2 separate regions of the Homo sapiens genome follow, and region 2 is linked to region 1. Evidence: chromatin contacts called from ENCODE Hi-C or POLR2A ChIA-PET data. All regions are on one chromosome and are shown on one strand. Each heading gives the region's core, a stretch centred on a gene start or an enhancer-like site at or near the end of the contact. The rest is flanking DNA. Distances are from core to core; before and after follow the strand shown.

Region 1 (6,369 bases), core at 2,674-5,173:
CAAAGTGCTGGGATTACAGGCGTGAGCTACCGTGCCCAGCCAGCAGTGTGAACTTTGACTTGTCACCGTACTAGCACTGCCCAGATTCCTACCTGAGAGTAGGAAGGGCTTTGGGCATGGAGAGGGAAGTTCCTCCTCTGTCCCAAGGATCTCAAGAGTAAGTAATGAGAGCAGAGGCCTGGCCAGGCATGCAGGTTATCGGAAATCTTGGGTGATGTCCCAGCCCTGTGTATTTTCAAGTCAGCTGATATTTGTTGAGCACTTCTTGTGTCCTAGCCCTGGGTGTATAATGATAAGCAGTTATGGGATCTGCCTGCACAGAGCTTGCAAGATAGGGAAGGGGAGGAGAGAGAGCTTTGCTTTCTTCTTTCTTTTTTTTTTTTGAGGCTGGGCTCAAGTGATCTTCCTGCCTCGGCCCTCCTAACTAGCTGAGACTACAGGTGCATACCATGCCCAGCTATTTTTTTTAAGTGGAGATGAGGTCTCCTATGTTGTACAAGCTGGTGTCAAATTATTGGCCTCAAGTGTTCCTCCCACCTCAGCCTCCTAAAATGCTGGGATACAGGCATGAGCCACCATGCCAGGCCAGAGAGAGCTTTCCTCTTGAGCAAAGGGACAAACCCTCTTGGCTATGCCAACCCTGGGAGCATAGTACCCAACATACAACTAGATGCTCAGATTTTTTTCCACCTACTTTCCCACCCCAAAACAAAACAAACAAGTAAACCACTCACAGGAGCTCAGGGTTCTCTGGCCATACCTGATATTGAGAGAGGCCCTCTCAACGGGGATTTTTGCTACTCCTCAGCTCTGGGTTTGAAGCCTTAAGGTGGACTACAGCAGAGCGGCCTGTTGCTGGCCAGGACACGGCCTGGGGAGATGGCTGGTGGGTCCCAGGCAGAGGGGTGTGTGAGGAGGCCTTGATGGGAGGGAAGGATAGGAGAGCTTGAATTACAGAACTGTGCAGTTTGATGGGAACTGGGGCATCAGACCTGTGTTCTATTCTAGTTCTGCTCCCCACTTGCTGTGTGACTTTGGGCAAGTCCCTTCCCTTTTCTGAGCCTTAGTTGCCCCATCTTTAAAGTGGGTGGCATTGAGCTAGAAGCGGGATAGCAAATAGATTTTATCTCACCTGCCAAAGCTGGTTGCCACTGACATCCTTGAGCCGTGTCTTGAGCAGCTGCCTGGACTCAGTAGGAAAGCCTACTGTTTTGCAGGTTTGCAGACCCCAGGCCTTATTATCCCCAAGTTCCTTCCCACGCTGGTATTCTTAGATTCTTCTGTGCTTTCTTCTGTCTCCTATGCCACTCCCCACCAGCTGGTTGTCTGCCTTCTGCTTAAACAGCTCCGTGATAGGGAACTACCATCTTCCCTCAGACAGAATTGTTAGATTGTTATTCCTCAGGTTGAGCTCAGATCTGCCTCCCTGAACTTGTGCCTGGAATAATGCCTTGGGTTCAGGCGTAGGTGATGCCCGTAGGTACTTGGCACGTCAGTAATCAATTTATAATTTCTGCCTTCTGGAAGCATATAGAACTGCTGCTTTCTAACATTTTATGACAGTGACAGAGATAGCATGTATATATCCTTTGAAAAAAGTGCTTTAAAAACACTGTCACTTGGTTTATGATGGCAAACCTGTGAAGCTAGCATTGTCCCTTCCATTTTACAGGCGAGGAAGCGGAGGCTCAGAGAGTTAACAGAGCAGCCCTCTGAGACCCAGCCTGTGCACCTCTCACCAACTGCGCTCCTCATCCCCGGCCCATCCCCAACCTTCTATTCTCCTGGCTCCTCCGAAAGCCCATGGCCTCCCGTTCTCTCGCCCTCCGCAGGTTTCCATGTGATCCCCACTATCTCAAGCATCGTCCCGGAGAGCTGCCTGCTGATCGTGGTGGGGCTGCTGGTGGGGGGCCTGATCAAGGGTGTAGGCGAGACACCCCCCTTCCTGCAGTCCGACGTCTTCTTCCTCTTCCTGCTGCCGCCCATCATCCTGGATGCGGGCTACTTCCTGCCACTGCGGCAGTTCACAGAAAACCTGGGCACCATCCTGATCTTTGCCGTGGTGGGCACGCTGTGGAACGCCTTCTTCCTGGGCGGCCTCATGTACGCCGTGTGCCTGGTGGGCGGTGAGCAGATCAACAACATCGGCCTCCTGGACAACCTGCTCTTCGGCAGCATCATCTCGGCCGTGGACCCCGTGGCGGTTCTGGCTGTCTTTGAGGAAATTCACATCAATGAGCTGCTGCACATCCTTGTTTTTGGGGAGTCCTTGCTCAATGACGCCGTCACTGTGGTGAGGAGGCCAGGGGCCATGCCCATGTCCAAACGGTACAAACCCAAATCCAGGCCCACCAGTGAATCCCTCATCCACCCGCTAATAACAGTAATAAAAACAGCTGAGGCACATTCCCGCTTCCCGTATGCCAGGCACCATGCTGAGCCCTTCGGCATGGATTATCTCATTTAAGTCCTCATGGCTGCCTTAAGAGGTGCTTATTATTCTCATTTTCCAGGGGAGACACAGGCCCAAAGAAGTTAAATAACCTGTTGGAGTATGAACCAGTTTGTGATTGAACCAGGTCTGACTGACTCCAGGGCCTAAGCTCTTGGTTTTGCTAGGTTATATGCTCCCTCCTTGACTTGACTTGCTTTTTGTTTTTTAAGAGACAGGGTCTTGCCCTGTCTTCTAGGCTGGTGAACTGGTACGGTCATAACTCACTGCAGCCTCAAATACCTGGGCCTGAGATCCTCCTGCCTCAGCCTTCCGAGTGGCTAGGACTACAGGCATGCACCACCACACCCGGCTAATTTTTTAAATTTTTTGTGGAGATGGGGTTTGACCATGTTGCCCAGGCTGGTCTTGAACTCTTGGCCTCAAACCATCCTCCTGCCTCGGCCTCCCAAAGTGCTGAGATTACAGACCTAAGCCAACAAGCCTGGCCCTTCTCTTGCATTTTGATGTGAGCTTGGGCAAATTACTTACACTCTCTGTGCCTCAGTTCCCTCTTCACAGACCATATCATCTGTGAGGGGCCTTTCAGCTCTCATGTTGGCTATATCTTAAGTTAGAATTCGGTTTGTGCACAGTTTTTGGGCGGAGATTATGGAAAGGGGCCTTGTCTCCAAAACATCTAGAAGGTGATAAGTAAAAGAAGTTGGCCACTTGCTTGCTGTGTGACCTTAAGCAAATGCTATACCTCTGTGGCCCTCACCTTTTTTTTTTTTTTTTTTTTTTGAGATGGAGTCTTGCTCTGTCTCCCAGACAGGAGTGCAGTGACGCAAGCTCAGCTCACTGCAACCTCCGCCTCCCAGGTTCAAGCAATTCTCCTGCCTCAGCCTCCCAAGTAGCTGGGATTACAGGCGTGTGTCACCATGCCCAGCTAATTTTTGTGTTTTTAGTAGAGACTGGGTTTCGCCATGTTGGCCAGGCTAATCTCGAACTCCTGACCTCAGGTGATCCGCCCACCTCAGCCTCCCAAAGTGCTGGGATTACAGGCATGAGCCACTGCGCCCAGCCAGCCTCACCTTTGATAGCTGCAAAGTGGCAGAGGATTAGTGCTTTCCTCCAGGGTCTGCACGTGGTAGCACCATATACACCTGCACATGCCCTTCCTCCCAGCTGGTTTCCTTGGGAAACAGATGTGTGCATGTGCATGCTCACGTTGTGTTGTGAGAACACTCCCACCCCCTCCTGAGCTGTCCCGCTCAGAGCAGCTGCACACACAGGAAAGCTCAAGGGCACATGTGCATTCCCAGGCCATGACTCCCTCCTCTGCAGCCCCAGCCTTCAGGAAGCAGCACCTCAGAGTAGAGACAGACTGTGGTGTTCAGCTGCTGGCAGCCTCAGCTTCCTGTTCCTCCCACGCCTCCTCATGGGGCTGGGTAGAATAGCCTGACCTGAGCAGGCAGGCCTCCATCCTGGCTTCCTCTAGCACTAGCTCTTGCCCAGGGTTACCACATGAGCCTGAGTTTCCCCATCTGTGACACAGGGATTGCAGTACTCAGCCTGTCATCCTCCCAGGCTTCTTACAGGATTACTTACATTAGTGAGTCATACTCACTAATGTCTGTGAAGCCAGTGAGTGCCAAAGATAAAGCCCTCTCCAGTGGGATCTGGGTGTTGGGGTTCAGGTGAGCACTGCTGTGGAGCTTGGGGCATGGTTGCATCAAGCAGGTAACAGACCCAGCCATTTGTGGACCCATGGTCATGTCTCCCAAAGGCAGTGGCAGCGGTGGTAGTGATTGCTGGTGTTCATTGGGTGCTTCCTGTCTGAATGTGTATTGCCTCATTTTTATTTATTTATTTAGAGACAGAGTCTCCTGTCACACAGACAGTGTCACTCAGGAGTGCAGTAGCACAATCATAGCTCACTGCACCCTCAAACTCCTCAAATGATCATCCCCTCTTAGCCTCCCAAGTAGCTGGGACTGCAGGTGCTGGCCATCACACCCAGCTAATTTATTTATTTATTTATTTATTTATTTTGTAGATATGGGGTCTCATTATGTTGCCTGGGCTGGTCTCAAGCTCCCGGGCACAAGCGATGCTCCCTCTTTGGCCTCCCAAAGTGCTGAGATTACAGGCGTGAGCCACTGTGTCTGGCCTATGTTGCCTCATTTAATCTATACAGTAACTCCATGAGGTTGACACAGTTATATTCCAGTTTTTTTGCGATGAGGAAACTGAGGAACGGAGAGGTTACATAAGCCTGATATATGATATAGCTGAGGTTCAAATCCGTAGTCTGAGTCCAAAGCCCAAGTGCTTACCACTGTGTTACTCTGTTTCTCTATAGTTCCAGGGGTAATAGCACCAGGCCAGAAAGGAGGACTTTCCCCTCTGTGCCGACTCCATGGGCCCATGTGGTAGACCATGAGGACCCATGAATCCCCTCAGGCCAGGAATGAGTTTAGCCCACGGCTGAGTACGCACCTGCTAAGAGGCTGTCTGCCGCTGGAGCCCTGTCCTATCCCCCAGACAGCTGGGGCCAGGCCGCACCAGGCCTGGCCAGTGCTCTGCATCTCCCCTTGCTGCCTGGCCCAAGTCAGGTCTTTCTGGAGCTCTTGGCATAGGTGTGAGTGCCCCATTTCCCAGAGAGTAAAGCCAGAGGCTGACCCTGAGCTGCCTGGTCTCAGGTCTGTGCCCTAGACAGGTCACTCCTCACGGTCCATTCCTCCTGCTCCAGGTCCTGGGGGCTTTGGAGGGTTCCCTGTCATGGATCCTCACGTCCTTCCCTCCCTTCCCCCAGGCCTGGAAACTCCCTGCTCCTTCCTGGCAGAGCTGTCTAGGACAGACTTGAGTAGGCCAGGCAGCTCAGGGACCTAGCAATAGGAGGGGCAGATCCTCAAAGCTGAGCCTGCTGGGGAGGCCTCAGCCATGGCTGTCAGGGAATAAGTTCTGGGCCCAGTTCTTCTGCTCCTGGGCTGGGGGCCCCCTGGCGTGTTGTTTTACCACTGTGAGCCTCGGTTTAGCAAAGGAGCATCCTTGACCCACCTGCCTCGCATGGTTGTTGAGTGTCGACTCAGATAAAGACTATCAAAGGGCTTTACAGTGTATGAAGTGCCACTTAAACATCTGATGGTAGTGTTGCAATGACCATCTATTTCCCAGTCCAGGAGACAGGGATGCCTTAGCCTCTAATTCCATAGCATCTGAACTTGGCTGTTCATTGCAACCCCTGGGGTGCTTGTTACATAGAGATTTCTTGGCCCTATCCCAGAGAGTCCAAGTCCAGTATGGCCTGAACATGTGTATTTTCAGAAAGCTCCAGAGGTTAAGAAATGACATTCTAGTTCATTGTGTGAACGTCCCTTTTTTGTGCTGAAGGAGGGACTGAAACCCAGTGATGGGCATGACGTGCCCAAGGTCAGGCAGTGAGAGGCAGACTTGATAGCACCAGATGTGGCTAACACTGCATCAGGTAAGGCTCCGAGCACTTGATTCGCTGATTTAGTCCTCACAGCAGTCCTAAGATTTGGTATTATTATCCTCATTTTATAGACAGGAAAACTGAAACACAGGGAGATGAATTTGCTTCCTGTACACAACTCAGGAGTGGCAGAGCCAGGATTCCAGTCCAGGCAGTTTGGCTTCAGGGTCTTCACAGAGCTTCCCAGGGCCCACCCTTCACCAGTGGGGCACGTGGCTGGCCCAGAGCAAGCCCCTCAGCCCCAGGCTGAGGTTTTGAGCACCTGCTTGGCACTAGGGTTTCTCTGCTACCGTGTGGCCTCTTCTTGTGGCCATGGTTAACGGAGGGGACAGGATTGCCCTGGGTGGACCCCAGGGAACCGTGGGGCCAGGGCCCTCTCCTCCCACCCACCAGCCTGCACACCCTCCCCAGGTCCTGTATCACCTCTTTGAGGAGTTTG
Region 2 (6,263 bases), core at 600-3,099, 110 kb after region 1:
TCCCTTGGGCCTTTGTCCTTGGCTGGGATCCCCTAGCCTGAGCAGTTAGAATGGAATGTTCCTGGGATGAAAAGCCTGCCCCTCCTCCACTTCTCCCCTTATGGAGTTCCCCAGGGCCCATTCCAGGGATTCCTGATATGGTGATGCTCTAGAGAAGCAGAGGCCCACGCTGCCTGGGGGTTCTGTCCTGGCGGCCTCTCCAGGGCTGGGCAAATTGGTTCCATCATTTACGGATCTCTACTATGTGCCAAGTACTTAGTATGACTTTTCATTTAATACTCAAGTTTTCTTTTTCTTTTTGAGACGAAGTTTTGCTCTTGTTGCCCAGGCTGGAGTACACTGGCGCGATTTCGGCTCACCGCAACCTCCGCCTCCCAGGTTCAAGCGATTCTCCTGTCTCAGCCTTCGGAGTAGCTGGGATTACAGGGGTATGCCACCACGCCCGGCTAATTTTTGTATGTTTAGTAGAGATGGGATTTCACCCTGTTAGCCAGCCCAGATCTACAGGGAGAGGAGGCAGCCCTCCAAGGCAAGCCCTTGGGAGGCTTGAGCCCTGAGCATCCTTGGCCCACCCTCCTCAGAAGCCAGGTTGCTGACTCAGCCTGACTCACCCCCAGGGCCCAGCCAGGTTGGGGTGTGCCCAAACTCTGGGAGGGGCACCTTCTGCCACCCCTCCAGCATCTCATGTCCCTTCCAATACCCAAGGACCAAGGGTCACTATACACAGCCTTGAATGTGGGAGCCCAGATATCCCCCTAAACGGACCTCTCTTTAGCCTGATAAATGAATCACCATATATCCTAATGTTTAAGAGATCCCTCACTTATAGCTCCTATGTCTTTGGGCAAGTCACCCGCCCTCCCTCTCTGTTTCTTCACCTGTGGAAATGGGAATAATAACCCTTACTTTGCAGAGTGGTTGGGAGAACCGGAACAGATTAATGGGTGTAAAGTGCTCAGGGGCCTGGCATAGAGGAGGTGGTTAAGATATTATTCCAGAACCAAGAGTTCCCTTCCCCCATCGCCCCTGGCCAGGGTGCAGTCAAGGACCAATGGGGGAAGAAGTAGGTTGGGGATCTCCAGGCTTTCCCAAATACCTCCTCCTGCACCGCTCTCATGACAGCAGGCCTCTCCTTCAGCTCTGAGAAGCCTAAGCACCCGAGTTGTTCTTGAAGAACCCACCAACAGGGGAGCGGCTGCAGGCTTGGACCACCTTGGCCAGGTTCTGTGGCTCCAGCCTAATCTCTAAGAGGCAACACTGGCCACCACTGGCAGTGGGACCCTGGGTTCTGATCAATTAGTGTAACAAATCTGTGAATACAAAATAACTCTGGTCTTTTATCCTGATAGTGACCCCAACAAGGGCTACCTGTCTTTTCTGGAAGTCTTTCCTAATGGGTCTTCTCCCTGGGGTTCCAGGCTCAGCCCAACCAAAGGAGCTTCCTTTGCTCCCCCCTTTTTTTTTCAGTAGAGGCGGGGTTTCACCATGTTAGTCACGATGGTCTCGATCTCCTGACCTCGTGATCCGCCCGCCTCAAACTCCCAAAGTGTTGGGAGTACAGGTGTGAGCCACCGCACCCGGCCTTGCTCCCCTTTCAAAGAGGGTTCCCGCCCCTAGGGAGCCGGTGATGGGCACAGCTCTGGCCTCTAGTCCCACTCCACCCAGGAAGCTATCCCCAGAACTACACTCCCACTCTAGGGCTGCGCTGACCGCGACTACCCTGCTCGTTCTCCCAGGCCCCTGCAGCTCAAGGTCTAGGAAGCCCCGGGGACTACCGGGCAAAGGGATGATTGGGGGCAGGAACAATAAAGGACTGAACCTCCTCCAGGCCACACCCCTTCGTCTCGAGAAAGCAGCCCCACACTGCCCTCTGGTGGCAACGCTCACATGGTTATCCAGTTGAGGGGCAGGTCCCAGATTAGAACCTTGAACTGGTCTCCCAGCCCCAAGCACCAGCCTGAAGAAAGGCTCCTGTTCCCCCCTCATTTCCCTTTGCTGAGATATAAATTCATTGGTGGCCGTCAGTGTCCTCAATGCACAGGTCCCCCAAGATCCCTGTACTCAGTCCTGTCCCCAGAGCTGGGGGCCACCAAGAAAGTGTTCTGAAAGTCATGTGGGGAAAAGGGGTGGGTCAGCCTTCTGTCCGAGGCTAGAGCTGGCCTCCAACAAACTGCTCAGCCCCCAAGGGATCCCCTGGGATGGTGACAGCCAGAAAAGCCTGCCTGGAAAAGAGCCAGGAGACATAAGCCCTTAAAAGTAGAGACCCTCCTCTGATTTGGCTCTGCTTTCTGAGCCCCTATCAATATTTGCTAATTAAGAAGAAAATGGAGGCAGACGGGTGAGCTTTTTTTTTTTTTTTTTTTTTTCTTGAGACACAGTCTTGCTCTGTTGCCCAGGCTGGAGTGCGGTGCAACCTCCACCTCCCGAGTTCAAGCAATTCTTTCTCAGCCTCCCGAGTAGCTGGGATTACAGGCACCTGCCACCACGCCCAGCTAATTTTTGTTATTTTTAGTAGAGAAGGGGTTTCACTATGTTGGCCAGCCTGGTCTTGAACTCCTGACATCAAGTGATTGGCCCTCGTGGGCCTCCCAAAGTGCTGGGATTACAGGCATGAGCCACCGCACCCAGCCTGAATAAAGCCAGACGGGTGAGCTTCTAGAGGGGGCCCTGGAGGGTCAGGCAGGTGTGGGAGGTGCCTTTTGTTAGTTGGCTATGTGGTAATGGACATAGCACTAACTAGGAGCTGGGGTTCAAGTCTACATGTGTGTGCCCTGGCCAGGAAGCTTGATGAGGAGCAGTGGGACATCTGGAAGTGGAGGGAGGGGGCAGAGCTGCCTGTGACACCAGGACCAATCTCCATTTACTACCCTCTACTTCACACACACACACACACTAGCCAGTGTCGTCTCTAATTCTCTACTCACCCACCCCACCCCCAAATCGGGACAAGCTGATTACAAATAAATCCTGGAGAAAGCCAAAACTGTGATGGCACCGAGCACTTTACACCATTAGCTAAAAGCTTCTCCGGACCAAGTGCCCCCTCCCATGCAACCCAGAAAACAAATGGTCCTGGCTGCAGCCCAGCACCAAGGCCTGAGCTCAGCTCTTTCCAAGATGTCCTGTCCTCTCTAAGCCTCTAGACCCCAAATGACCCAAGTGGCTTTGGAAGGTGTTCCCTGTTTGGAAAGACCAGAGGATGGCATTGCCCCCTTCATTACTTCCCTGGGGTTCCCTAACTTTGTCAGAGGCTCTGAGACTCCCTCCTGAACCTCCCTTCCCCAGCTAAGAAAGGGTTCAGGAAAGCCTTGCTGTTAGCCGAGAAACCAGCCAAAAAGTTTGGTATCCAGGGAGAAGGGCTGATGAGGGAGGATCCCATAAGGGCCCCAAGCCTCAGCCTATCAGAGCAGTGCACCTGACCCTCCCAGATTCCTGTGGAAGGAAGCATCCTCCCCACTTCACCCCATTCCCAAGCCCTGACTCAAGGAGGGACTGAGGAAAGAGGCCCAGAGAGGGGGCAGAGTTGTTCTAAGTCACAGAGCAGACAGGATCCAGAGGACAACTCTCCCTAGCCCCTGCCCAGGGTACTGTGGGAGGTGCACACACAGGCCAGGGACCTTGATTCTTCCCTCACTGGCATGTGACCTTGAGAAATCCCCTCTCCACCCTGCAAAAGTAGGACTTTAAATTAGCTCATGGCTCTATCAGCAAAAGCAGTGCCTGTTTCCAGGTGTGAGTTAAAATAATACATTATCAGCCAGGTGCAGTGGCTCACACCTGTAATCCCAACACTTTGGGAGGCCGAAGCGGACAGATCACCGGAGGTCGGGAGTTCAAGAACAGCCTGACCAACATGGAGAAACCCGGTCTCTACCAAAAATACAAAATGAGATGGGCATAGTGGCACATGCCTGTAATCCCAGCTACTTGGGAGGCTGAGGCAGGAGAATCGCTTGAATCCGGGAGGTGGAGGTTGCAGTGAGCCAAGATCGCACCATTGCACTTCAGCCTGGGCAACAAGAGCGAAACACTGTCTCAAAACAAACAACAACAACAAAAAAATTATCTTTCCATGATTTAGTGAGGAAGAAGAAGGACCTCTGCCCTGGGTTAACGTCACCACAGCCCCTCTGGGAGGTTAAGAGATCCACTTCGCAGACTGATAAGTGAGAGTGAAATTAACTCAGCTGGTGAGCAGCAATGTGGTAGCCAGGTCATTCACAGTGGGGACAGAGGAATGGGAGACTGAAGGGCATCTGGACAGGAAGAGAAGCAGATCTCACCTCAGATCTGGCTCTTTAAGGCCCCCCTTTCTGGAAGCTGATACCACACCTGCCCCCTTGGGGCCTGTTAAAGGGTATCACCTGGTTCCAACCTGGCCGAGCCATCTTAGTAACAGGTTGGGAGTTAAGCCTCTAGGTTCTGCTATGTAAGGATCCCTGGGTGAGCAGGTGCCAGACATCCTGTCCTGGTTATGTGAGTCAGGCTGTAATTTTTGCGAACCTGCATGACGGCATAAGAAAAGCTGTCTCCTAGAAGAAGAAGGGCCTAAGTATGAAGAGAACAAATCCTAAACCTCTCTGGGATTCCGTCTCCCCAAAGGTGAAACAGGCCTAGAGGGGGAATTCAGTGGTACAGCCCTGTGCCAGCCTCCACCCCATCCTGGGGCCTCATTATTCTGTCCTCCCGAAGGCACGGAGCTGGGCGGCGCCAGGAAGCAGCATCCTCAAGGGCAAGACTGCTCACAGCTCCGAGGGGCCCGGGAAAGGCCACGCAAGTGGGGGTGAGGATGGGGGGTGCTGCATCCGTGCGGCAGGTTCCAAGTGGTAAAAGTTTGCCGCCAACCCGTTCCTGGGATCTGAGCCCCCTCAAGAGTCCAACTCTTATAATGGAGACTTGATGCTACCACCTCTCACTCTCCAGATGGTCGGGAGAGGCGGCAACAGAAAGTGGCAGCTTTACTAGGGACCCAGCAGACGCCAGAAGCTCCAGGGAAGGGAGTTCCCGGGCCCTGGACCAGCCCCCCACACGCCATGACCGACCCTCGAACGCACCAGCCGCTAAGACCGCACCTCAGCCTCCTCTACTGGGCCCCTGGCCCCCAACTGCCTCTTCCTGCGGATCCGTAGTCCTTCCAGCCGGCGTCCGCGATCAGTCGGTCGGTCGGCACCTCGGCGAAGCTTGTCGGGGTGGCCAGGGGTCCGGGCGTGGAGGTCAGCGCTGCGGGGAGGCGGGGCCGCGGGGCGGGCTGCGGCGGAAGGGCGAGTCGGGCTCGGGGCCGTGGCCGCGCCGCAGTCGCCCGGCACCCCAGGGCACGCAGCCGCCCAGGCCCAGCGCCGAGGCCAGCAGCGCGGGGGGTCGGCCGCGGCGGCCGCGGCGCGGGCCCTTCTTGAGGCGCGACCCGTGAGCCGCCAGGTAGAGCTCGGCCTGCGCCACGCCGCCGCTCAGGCGGCTCAGGCTCTCCGCGCGGTGCGCCAGGCGCAGCTCGGCCGCCAAGAAAACGCGGTGCAGCTGCAGCACGCGGCTCTCCAGCTCCGACACCAGGCGCCGGCGGCCCTCCACCTCCAGCAGCCGCCGCCGTGCTTCGGCCAGCTCCAGCGCGCGGCCCCCCGCCCCCGCAGCCGCGCCAGAGCCCCCTCCGGGGCCGGCGAGCCCCGCGATCCCGCTAGCGCCCTGGCGCCAGCGCTGCAGCTCCTGGTCCTCGGCCGCGCCTGCTGAAGCCCCAGCTGCGTCCGGCAGCGGCGGGGACTGACCCGGGGTCGGGGTAGGAGTCAAGGTCGGAGTTGGGGGCGGGGGCTGAGAGGACGGCATGGGATCCCAGGGCGGCGGCGGCGACCTCTGCTCTGCCGTCCCCTCCTGGGCCCCCGGGCCGCAGGCGCTGATGCGGCAGCCCGGCATCCCCCGCCCCCCACCGGCGGTCTGCGGCTGTAGGTGCGCAGGGAGGATGACCACAGCACACCCGAACAGCTAGACACGGCCACAGCCCCCACCCCAGAGGCGCGCCCGCCGTCCGCGCATCTTATAGAACACGGGGCGGAGCGACGGGCGGCACAGCCAATCAGAGACAGGCACGCCCTGAATCCGCCCCGCCCCCCCCCCCCCCCCCCGCGCTCTGCACATTCAGGGCATTCCCCAAACCCTTCAGGTCCTGCCCTTCGCCGGATTCTGCTCCGCTAGGGCATCCGGTCCCCTTTCGCCTCTCCCCAAATTTTGGGTGCAAAGGGAGCCTCATCTTCCCTGGTTTGGCCCCTCAGAGTCATAAG

Evidence for each region. Hi-C counts contacts between places; a loop is a spot of excess contacts on that map. ChIA-PET counts read pairs that join two places held with the same protein, here RNA polymerase II (POLR2A). Pooled maps may share reads with other maps.
Region 2: a loop to region 1 is called in a pooled map, with 2.8 times the contacts of the local background. The contact joins two enhancer-like sites. A Hi-C loop is called at or near these places in 1 of 168 maps with a recorded cell type or tissue (sciatic nerve) and 2 of 50 pooled maps. POLR2A ChIA-PET finds 5 or more read pairs at or near these places in 9 of 52 experiments (AG04450, GM12878, H1 and 4 more).

What each region holds. Positions count from the first base shown.
Region 1 is chr1:27,109,750-27,116,118 of GRCh38, reverse strand. SLC9A1 (solute carrier family 9 member A1) reads left to right here. Exons shown (of 12, transcript NM_003047.5): 2 at 1,833-2,293; 3 at 6,342-6,369. Among named protein-coding and RNA genes, the nearest start is that of SLC9A1, 42 kb to the left of the region's middle. RefSeq lists enhancers at 1,452-2,025, 2,026-2,600, 3,685-3,754, 3,662-4,163, 4,095-4,174 and a silencer at 5,842-6,046. Within about 2 kb of position 3,923, at least 32 of the 41 ENCODE cell types and tissues checked have a DNase peak (open chromatin) inside an H3K27ac peak, as active enhancers do.
Region 2 is chr1:26,993,422-26,999,684 of GRCh38, reverse strand. TRNP1 (TMF1 regulated nuclear protein 1) reads right to left here and starts at 5,993. Exons shown (of 2, transcript NM_001013642.3): 1 at 5,073-5,993. The coding sequence starts at 5,898. The coding sequence ends at 5,215. RefSeq lists enhancers at 1-789, 1,571-1,690, 1,701-1,760, 1,713-2,007, 1,518-2,123 and 3 more and silencers at 5,661-5,720, 5,751-6,080. Within about 2 kb of position 1,849, at least 15 of the 41 ENCODE cell types and tissues checked have a DNase peak (open chromatin) inside an H3K27ac peak, as active enhancers do.